2 separate regions of the Mus musculus genome follow, and region 2 is linked to region 1. A link is a contact called in ENCODE Hi-C or POLR2A ChIA-PET data. All regions are on one chromosome and are shown on one strand. Each heading gives the region's core, a stretch centred on a gene start or an enhancer-like site at or near the end of the contact. The rest is flanking DNA. Distances are from core to core; before and after follow the strand shown. Region 1 overlaps Fbn1 (fibrillin 1). Region 2 holds the start of Fbn1 (fibrillin 1).

Region 1 (4,990 bases), core at 927-3,426:
CAAGATTTACTTTTGTGGTTTGTCAACAGTCTCTTGGGTGTGCTTTTGTGAGTCTGAGCTCTCTGCTATGCCATTGATCTGTCCCTTCTCCACTGTCACACATGTGATAAAATAAATCCATACTCTTGCTTTGGTCTTTCTTTCCGAATCCTTTCGGTAATCCTTCACCTGTCCATAACAAGCTCGGGCTGACCACACCTATTCCTTCACAGCCTTAGCATATTTTGATAGGAATTATATTAAATCTGCATATCAAATGGAGGAGCACTCCTATCTCACGGGAACCCGCCCTTTTCAAGCTTTGTCGTTTTCTGTTTAATTCGATTCCAGTTGTGTCTAGGGACACTTCTACTTCCAGCATAGATCTGAGACCGTAGGAAGACCAAGGAAGGTTAAGAGTGTGGTACAACCATGTGCCAGGATTGTGAGAGGGCGCAGAGGAAGAGATACTTGTACCATAGCTTCTCTGAAAGGCTTGGCTCTAGAAAACACATTTTAGGGATCTGTAGTGTTTACACTGACAGGGAGGAGCACCCAAAGGCTGTCCAGACTCATCCTTTACACTTGTTGAATTAGTTTTCTCTCTACACAGACTTTACGGAAACTTATGGCAGATGATACTTCACCTAAACTTTTCTGAACAGCTCAGGTGACTTTTATGTTTTGGAGGTGCTCTGGCCTTGTTTTAAGCTGTGTGAGTCTGTAGACACCCACAGATGTTTATGCACCTAAGGGAATTATCGGTCCAAATGAAAACTGTCTGTGTCTTGCAGTGACTCAGGCCACCTCAGTGGATTGTTGTCTCAGGTGTAGAGGCTAGAGTTTGGTCTGCCTATTTCATTTTTCTGTTTGGGCTTTTCCCAGTGCTGAAATTAAAGCACACATTCAGTTGCTTATTTGAAAATTTCCTAATGCTCTCTCTGGGGGCTGAGCCTGCCTAGAGGGTGATGGTTGAGATGTTGAGATCCAAATGTTGGCCCTGCATCTTTCCCTTCCTGTGCTGCATGCATGCCATTCCTTTCTAGTTAGTCATTTTAATGAGTTTGTACCGCACTTTCTAAAGACAGGCTTTGAGCTCTTCCTGCGACCTTCTCAATGGAAGATTTTCAGTGGGTGCTTGTTGAGTGATTGAAGGGACCGATTCTGAAATGAATACAATACTTATTTGGGACCTTTTGTGGCTGCAGGTAAATGTGGGCCGTGTCTGTTACTTCTAGGTTGTGGATCCTGGTGTGAAATGATCAGAGGTTCTCTGGCCATCTTTAATGGGACTTTTTCATTAGGGGTCTGACTGCACAGGTCAGCTTCAACTTGCACAATGACTGCTTAGACTCTCTTAGTATTCTGTTTCTGGTAAAATCTCAATACGGGTTGAGTTTAGGCATGTGTCTTGACATGGGTTTTTTAGCACATCCATTGATGGATACTGCATCCTATGAGTGTGAGTAGAACTCATAGTCTGGTCCCTCTAAACAATTTCCAGATTAGGCGGCAAAGGCAAAGCCTTGTCAGAGATACTAGGTTTGCACCCACCTTCTAAAATAACTTTTGAGATGAAGTCTCAGTCTGTAGATTATGGGAATTTACTCTGTAGCCCAGGCTAGCCTTGAATGTATGCCAACACTTCCACACGCCAGCCTCAGTCTACCCAGTGCTGAGTGTTTGTACAGACAAACCACATACCAGGCTTGCTCCCACTTTTAAAGGAACACTTTTTCCTTAAGCTCTAGGACCCATCTATGAAAGCAGTGATGGAGGCCTCCATTCTGCTGATAACCCCAAGGCCCACTGGGCAGCGTGACCACTGGGCTCACAATGACTTTTGGCCTTCCAAGTCTCACAGGGTGGTTTTGTTTTTTATAAAGGAGAAAGAATATTTTTAACCTGGAGAAGTTTCAACTGGAAAGAGGGGGTTTAAGGAAATGAAAGCTGTATCAAGGGAGGCTTTTGATCTGTCACGTTTCAGTGTACACAGAGTTGTTCTTCCTGGAAAGGAGATTTTGCCCTGACTTTCAATTTGAACAAGTAACTGGGAAGCCACTGTGCAAGCCACTGGTCACTCTTTCCTTTTTTTGTTTGAAATTGCAGAGTAGCTAAGCGGCTTTGTTGCTCGTGTGGGAATGGAAATCGGGCCTTGGCATGAGCCACTTTAATTGAAATCAGTTTGTGCACTGAGTTTGCTCGAAGGATGACGTCATTTCCTGCCCTTTCCCAGTCCTTGCTGTTTTTCTAAGATAGCATGGAACTAAGCATAGCACTGAGTTTTAAAGCAATTGTACACCATTTCCTGACCCACTTAGAATAGTATCCAAAGCCTTAAGCGTATTTTTTCCTTTCTATACTTGTAGATTGTTTTAGAGTTAAAAAGCATTTGGCTTAGAGGCTTTAATGGAGCCTAAAGTAACCGTTTGTCTGCATGGTTTGCTTGATGTCTGTAGCAGGGGGAGCTATTAGCGCTTGTAGATGGAGGGAAAAAGGTTAAAATGTTTGAATCATTATCCTCTTAGAGCTATATAGGCACCTGGGACACACGGGGCAGCTTCTTAACCTGGGTTACTCTTCCAGTCTGCTCATCAAACCAGATGTGCAGGGTTTCATCATCTCCCGTCTGGCTTGGGAGGGAGGGCAGAGCAGAAGTCAGAGAGGAGCAAAGAAACAGAGAGGCATTTAAAGGCTGATGGAGACTGGTGGGATTTGATGAGAGCTTTAGTTTGGTCCCCGAGAGCTAGGGACAAAGAAACAGGAGAGGTTAGGAGGGGTTCCACAAAGGGACCACCTCAGAATACCTTGCATTTTTAATGACTCATAGTAGGCATTCAGATTTATTTGTCAGGGGACCGAATGATCTGTTTCCAGGTCAGGAGACTGTTCTGGGAGCTCTGATGGGTTGTTTAGGGCCCTACTGGAGAGGCTTTGAGTGCTGAGGTGCAGGGATCTTCTAGCTCAGGAGAAATGGAGCCTTTTATGACATTCCAGGAAGAGAGCAAGATTCTTGAAAAGGCAGATCACTTTCAACTCTTTGTGTCTGAGAGGCTGCAGTAAGAATAGGAGTTCAATTTTTCATTTTTCGGCTGTCGGGCTAGGTTGACCTCTGAATATTTGTAGCTCTTTAGACAAATGTCCTTTCCTCACATAGCCAAGTAGTCATTTCTTAGCACTGCTGCGAGGACCTCTCACAGATGAGGTTGGCTGTGGGGAGGACTCTCTTGTACTCTAAGGGGAAGAGTACTCTGGCTTGCGCATTCCATGAAGACAGCTTAAGAGTGCTCAGAGCCCATTGACTCCTGCTTCTGCATAGTCGGGACAGACCTCTGTTCCCTGCTGAGCCATTTCCACTGGGAATTGACTCCCACACATAGGACACACCAGAAAAAAAGCCAAAACTCCAGCTTCCAACTATGGCCTCATATTGAGAAGTGTCAACAGGACTCATGATTCCCTTAGCCAAGCCTTTAGTCTCCTCTAGGTAGGGTAGTTACTGCTTCTAGCAACTAGGGATCAGCTGGACCTTTTGAAAATGCTACCAGCACAAGATAGCTTACATGCTAGAGGAGAGAGCATGTTCTGTGACTATGGACATCTCTCATAGGAGGGTCTACCAGATATTTCTAAGACTCCACTTTTAGTGTGTCACTGCATTAGCATATCACTGTCTGTCTCAGGTCTGATGGTATCCACCCATAGTCTAGGATTTAGAAATGCACACTTCTCTAGGTGAGAATGTGACACAGAATGGATTTGAAATACTGATGGTCTTTCATTTAACGTTACAGTTTAAATGAGCAGCGCTTTCTAAGTTCAACTCTCTGTCCATCAAACATCGTTGCTATTGTAACGCTTCTAGTATGTCCTTTTAGCCTGCCATCAAAATGGAAGAAAAATGGGTGGAAAGTATTACTCCAACCTTTTCCCTGGCCAGATACTTTGAACTCTGAATCTTTTCATGGGAATCATTGCTACCTCAACCTTGTCCTGGGGCCATCACTCAGACTCTCCTTTCTTATTGGTATAAATTACAGAGATGACACTGGAATATAAATTCTGCTAAATTAAGGAAGTCATTTAGTCCCATTAAAGCAAGTGCCAAGGAAAAAACCCACATTGCACTGTAAGTGGTTTTATACATAACATAATGAGCCTCGATAATTAGGACCCTTCTGCTATCTGCATGATATATGAATCTCGATGAATTATTTTATTTTTGTCAAATAGCCACAAGTCATGTCAGGTGAAATGTTGCCACCTGCACACACAAACTGCCACACTAAGCCTTTCCTCTCTTTTTATCCCTAGTCCAACACTGCAGCATCCGCTGTATGAATGGGGGCAGCTGCAGCGATGACCACTGTCTGTGCCAGAAAGGGTACATCGGCACTCACTGTGGACAGCGTAAGTATACCGTGTGGTAGATGCTGGTCACACGCAGACCTGTGGAATTATGAGACAGGTGCTGGGAATTTTCTTTGATAACTCAGGGCGCCACATTTTCGCAGATGTCTCGGGACCCTTGCAGATGGACAGATCACCCCAACATTTAGTGGCAGTCTTCCATCCCGGGGTTGATAGTAACTTGCTTGGTTTACATTCTTTTTGTTTGCCTTTACCACCTGCCTTGCCTCACACCTTAGACTTATAGGTATGAAATACTTCTTTTAAAAAAATATTTGACAGTTATTTAATTAATAAACTACATACCCCATCCTTTCCCACTGTAGGGCTTCATAATGTTAGCTCATCTACCAGATGGGGCAAGTATCACCATAAACCAGTTTTAGAGCATTTTCATCCCTTCAGAAAGAAATTTCAGCCTAAGTTCCACACATTTGCCTCTTGATTTGCTGACTGTCTCTACCTGAATTTTCAGGAAGTATTTCAAAACAAATCTCATCTCTCTTTCCAAATTTTTTCCTTGTATTGACTAATTGTGTCTGCATATCTCCAGCTCCCCATGACGGACTCTGCTACACTCATGCTGACTGGATGTCTAGTT
Region 2 (4,990 bases), core at 664-3,163, 36 kb before region 1:
CCGACCATGGGACTATGGTTCCTCGGTTTGGACCCCTTTCCCACCTTTAGTAATATCCCTACCACCCCTTTGGATTTGTGGGGATCTTTGAAAAATAGCCATGTCAATGTCCACCACAGACTTTAAAAAACTGGGTCCTTGCCTATTTCTTTTTAAGTTCCTAGAACTTACTGTGTATCTATAGTTAAGAACTTTTGCTCTTTCTAAGTCGCCATGGTGCCTTAAAAGGGTTCAATGATACTTTATCAGGGAAGCCTCCTCTATTGGCCCTAGCCTATGTCTAGTCATGGTCACATACATCATCTAAGCAGTGCCCCGTGTTTGTTGGCATGTAACATATGAGCTACTATTTGTTTCAAGCTTGCCTTCCCTGTCGATCACCTGCTGTGCAAAGGGACTGAAACTCCTGGCTTACTTGCAAGTGATTCTGATTCATCCGTGGGCCAGGTGGCACAAGTGTTCAATAGCTACTTCTTCAATGAATGGTTCTTTATTTGACGACATTTGGAGTATATGTGCTCACTTGTGCGCATGCGTATGCCGAGTACGTTGGTCAGAGGACACATTCAGGAGTCTTTCCTTCCTTCTGCCAGGTAGTTCCTGGTGCTAGAACGCACGTTACCAGGCTTGGTGCTTTATTTGCTCAGAGCCATCTCCTGGCCCTCGAATGAATACCTCTTTTCTCACCTGAAGATGTAGGACGGAATCTCCAGTTCATGGATCTGTTAAGAGGATTTTTTTTTGAAAGTAAGACCTCAATTAAACTAGATAATATATTTAAATAATTATGAATTTAAATCAGTGTTTAAGTCTTCCTATTCAGGTATCGAAGCAGTGCAGTGAGTCCATTATCATGAGGCGTGGTCCATTTTGAAAAGAAGATGGAGTTGATAACATGCCTCGATCTCTATAATCTCATATCCGGGCACAAGATGTTGAAAACAAGAAAAATCCGGGTCAACAAGATGCGTGCATTCTTAGGGTAACTGTGTGGAAAGTGACAGTTGGTGACTGGAGTCCCTGGTCCCTGCGGTCGAGCCCGATGTGGATTTCAGACACCCCCACCCCACCCCAATCCCATGCATGTGTGTGTATGTGCTCTCTGTATAGTGTGTACACATGTGAAAATAGGGTTATTTTAGGAAACCCCATTCCTAACTGAGAGTTGGGCGGGAGGATTGTCTGAAACCCAAATCACAGGCCCCCACATCACAGACTGAGACTTTCGCAGCCTCTTCATTTAGCCTAGGTGAGTAGCTTGACCTGAGCCTCGGGAGAATTGCTCCTCCAGCGGGCTCCTGACACTGGCATGCCCCTTTCGCCGCCGCTAACCTGTTGGCTGGCTCAGTGGTGGTGGCCTCACCACAAGCCCTGCCTGAGCCTCGGAGCCTACAATTTCTCCTCCCAGCCAGACAGCAGAAGACTGGGCTGAGAAGCGAGGGCCACTGCCACAGAGCCCCTTTCCAGCCAGGGCCTCCTGGGCCTCGTTGGCCAAGGTGTCCAGCATGCGTTCTCCGCGCAGGTGGCCCAGCTCTCCGTGCTTCTGATCGCGGGAATCTCGGGTCTGGACCTCTCAGCCGCAGGCAGATCGGTCTAAACCGCTACTCCACCTCTTCCCATTCCCTCTCTTCCCCACCCTGGGACGGAATATCCCAGGCCAGGCAGGACTGGATCACCTCCGCCTCCTCCCAGGGCACTGATCCTGCGAATGAGGGAGGCCCGGGTCCGGGCGGTGGCTGGCAGAGGGGAGTGGAAAGGGAGGATAGATGGGGCCGGGGGTGGGGTGGTGATGGGGGGAGGTGGGGAGGGTGTCATTTTCTTTTTCTTTCTTTCTTTTTTTTAAAAAAGTATTTCTCTCGCGAGAAACCGCTGCGCGGACGATACTTGAAGAGGTGGGAAAGGAGGGGGCCGCAGAGTTGGGGCAGAGACTGTGGGTGCCACAGGCGGCCACAGCTGGGACAGCTGCGGAGCAGAGCAGCCACCGCCGCCTGAGAGTCCGAGCCGCTAGTCCAGTGGGTCTCATGGGGTCCCGCCAGGGTCGGGCGGCAGGCGGGTGGCTGGAGGGCCGTTTGCGCGGCATCCAGGGCAGGAGGCCGGGCAGGGTGAGGGGATGTCTCGAGCATCTGCAGCTGGCCCTCTCTGCCTGACAGCTGCAAGATCCGGGACTGCAGTGCCCTGCTCCACGTCGGATGCAGGGGACTGGCGGGGTTGGCCATGACCCGGTATGTGGGCGGAGAGGACCCTTTTTGGAGAGCTGGGGCGTCAGCCGTCACCGCGCGCAATCAGTGCCATTAAGACCGTGTAGGCAGTCCGCTCGCGGGACGCCTGGGCTCCCTAGGGACACGGTACTTGGCGCCGCGAGGCCACAGGGTCCGCGGATGCCAGTCGCCGGGTTCTGGCTCTGCAGCTAGTTGGGATCGAGTGGTCCTCGTTCCTCCGAGTAACTGCGCCACGCGCAGGCGGCGCGCGGTCTGGGCTCGGCACCGGGGACTGCGAGCTTTCAGCATCCCGGAGCCCTGAGTGTCTCACCTCCCCGCCTTGGGGACTTGTCTGTGTTGCAGGACAGGCAGGGACTACCCGAAGTGGGAGCAGTCCCTGGAGAAGAAAGCTGTAGGACCCAGGCCGGGGACCTCTCTGCATCAGGACAGCCGGACAGTGAGACAGCGGGACCCCGGAGACTCGGGCCGCTGGAAGGCGCGGCGGCGGCGGCGGCGGCGGCGGCGGAGCGAGTGGCGGCCGGCGGCACCATGCGGCGAGGAGGGCTGCTGGAGGTCGCGCTGGCGTTCGCCCTGCTCCTCGAGTCCTACACGAGCCATGGGGCGGACGCCAATTTGGAGGCTGGGAGCCTGAAGGAGACCAGAGCCAATCGGGCCAAGAGAAGAGGCGGCGGAGGACACGATGCGCTGAAAGGGTAAGGGAAGCTCCCAGCTGCTTCGGTGTGCCTCCCCTCGCCCTTCTTGGGACTTTAAGATCCACAGCAACTGACAGGGCAGGTTCTGGCCCGTAGAGGACCCTGGGTGAGATCCCCGGGAGACAGCCTGGAAGTGCCAAAGTTACTCGGTCATCAACTCTTGTTCAGATAACTCGCCTTGTTCCTGGCCCAGAGGAGAAGTCCTGGCTGGAGGGAATCCTGGGCCATTGTTGAAGCAGATTTGGGGAGGCGAGAATGGTTCCTTGTGGAAGAAGGGGAGGAGCTGAAACCCAGAGAAAGGGAGAAGCCCACTGCTTCTGCTGCTTACCAATTCCAGTTGCAGGGAGAAGTGCTTTTCCCGTGTGGGCATCAGCTATTTGGGAGGCATCGCTGAAAGGGAAGAATCCAGAGACTGAGATGAGATGCGTGGTCAGGAGATGGTCCTTCCTTTAAGTCATTCTCATGAAAACCAGAGCTGTACACTCGCGTTCAGACACCTACCCTGGAAGTTTGTAAGGCAGAGGGTTTTGAACACTAGTGTCCGGCCTGCGTGAGCTCTGCATGCAGCTGTGGCTGGCTCTAAATGGGTGTTCATGCGGTATCTTCTTGGAAAGCCCTGTACTATCAGCTTCCCATGCCCTAGTGTTGCAGCTGGGATGACTTAAATCGGTCAGGTTGGCTGTCTAAGGCTTGGCAGTTTCCGGAGCTGAAGGAGATGGAAATAATTCCCCTAAGAGTTTTTAATCGTTTAAAAAGGACAATCTCTGAGATTAAGTTGGAGTCTCTATTAGAAGTGGTAAGATAGAAATAAACGGCCACAGTTCTGTCCTTTGGAAGAGCCTGCTCAATGATTCAAGCGAGTGCACATGCTGAAGTTTCTTGTCATTCTAGGGGTGCATTTTTCCTGACTTGATAAGAGTTCAGTAAATGGGTGGAAAATTGATTTTAATGTTCTCAAGAGGCCTTTGTTTGGTTCAGCATCTTTCTTTCAAAAATCTATTTCTGCTGCACAAGATCATCTTAGTATCTATTGTGATGGCATTGCTCATATATATGCCAATATAAATGCATATATATATATATATATATATATATATATATATATATATATATGGAGGGGGAGAGAGAGGGAGAGAGAGAGAGAGCGAGGGAGATCTTTCACTCTGGGTTGCAAGTCTTAAGGCCAGAGTTTTGCCGGATCTTAGTGTGCTTCTGTTACCAATTTGCATGTCTCTTTTTGAGAAGACAACCTGACAAACAGAGAGGTGTCCCTTCTCTGCTGACAGAGCTGCACTTTGCCACACCATTGGGTTTCACATGAGCTTATGAATATAGAGTTATTGTCTGTACTTCTCCTAGTGCCTGATCTGACAGACTCCTGTCCATTGCAGTTTTTAAAAGATTTTATTTATTATAAATAAGTGCACTTTTGCTGTCTTCAGTCACACGAGAAGAAGGCATCAGATCTCATTACGGGTGGTTGTGAGCCACTATGTGGTTGCTGAGATTTGAACTCAGGACCTTTGGAAGAGCAGTCAGTGCTCTTACCCGCTGAGCCATCTCTCCAGCCCCCATTGCAATTTTTATAAATCTTTTTTTAAAACACATAGTATTAGTAGAACAGCTACTATGAGTATTCCTAGCTCTTATGATATTTTTAAGGTTTTCTGCCTCTATTTCTATGTATGGCTGTGGTAAAATTACTTTAAACGATATACAATTAAAAGTACTTCTCTCCTGCTTTTTATATACATTACACATTTTTTCTAACAAAATTATAAACATATATACATATCCACATATGCAGCACATATATATACATATATACATATATGTTTGAACATATGTATGTGCATATGTTTTACTACATGGATGTGCTGTATATAATATGTGCCTTCACTTTTTATATATTTTCAGTGTATCTAACTGTTAACTTATGTTCTTTTGGTTTGTAGAGTCCCATGATATGGTGGCACAGGTCTCAAATAATGGTTCTTGAGATTATAGTAAATCTTTCACTATTAACAACATCTTTCTGTGTAATTACATGTCTATGCATAAGCTTATATGTGATCCAAG

The links. Hi-C counts contacts between places; a loop is a spot of excess contacts on that map. ChIA-PET counts read pairs that join two places held with the same protein, here RNA polymerase II (POLR2A).
Region 2: a loop to region 1 is called in a map of heart, with 3 times the contacts of the local background. The contact joins the promoter of Fbn1 here to the enhancer-like site in region 1. A Hi-C loop is called at or near these places in 4 of 37 maps with a recorded cell type or tissue (all heart). POLR2A ChIA-PET finds 5 or more read pairs at or near these places in 1 of 5 experiments (Patski).

The regions. Positions count from the first base shown.
Region 1 is chr2:125,467,942-125,472,931 of GRCm38, reverse strand. Fbn1 (fibrillin 1) reads left to right here. Exons shown (of 66, transcript NM_007993.2): 5 at 4,294-4,389. Among named protein-coding and RNA genes, the nearest start is that of Fbn1, 36 kb to the left of the region's middle. Within about 2 kb of position 2,176, at least 1 of the 3 ENCODE cell types and tissues checked has a DNase peak (open chromatin) inside an H3K27ac peak, as active enhancers do; it is heart, where a contact is called at or near this core.
Region 2 is chr2:125,503,361-125,508,350 of GRCm38, reverse strand. Fbn1 (fibrillin 1) reads left to right here and starts at 1,913. Exons shown (of 66, transcript NM_007993.2): 1 at 1,913-2,012; 2 at 2,562-2,911. The coding sequence starts at 2,748.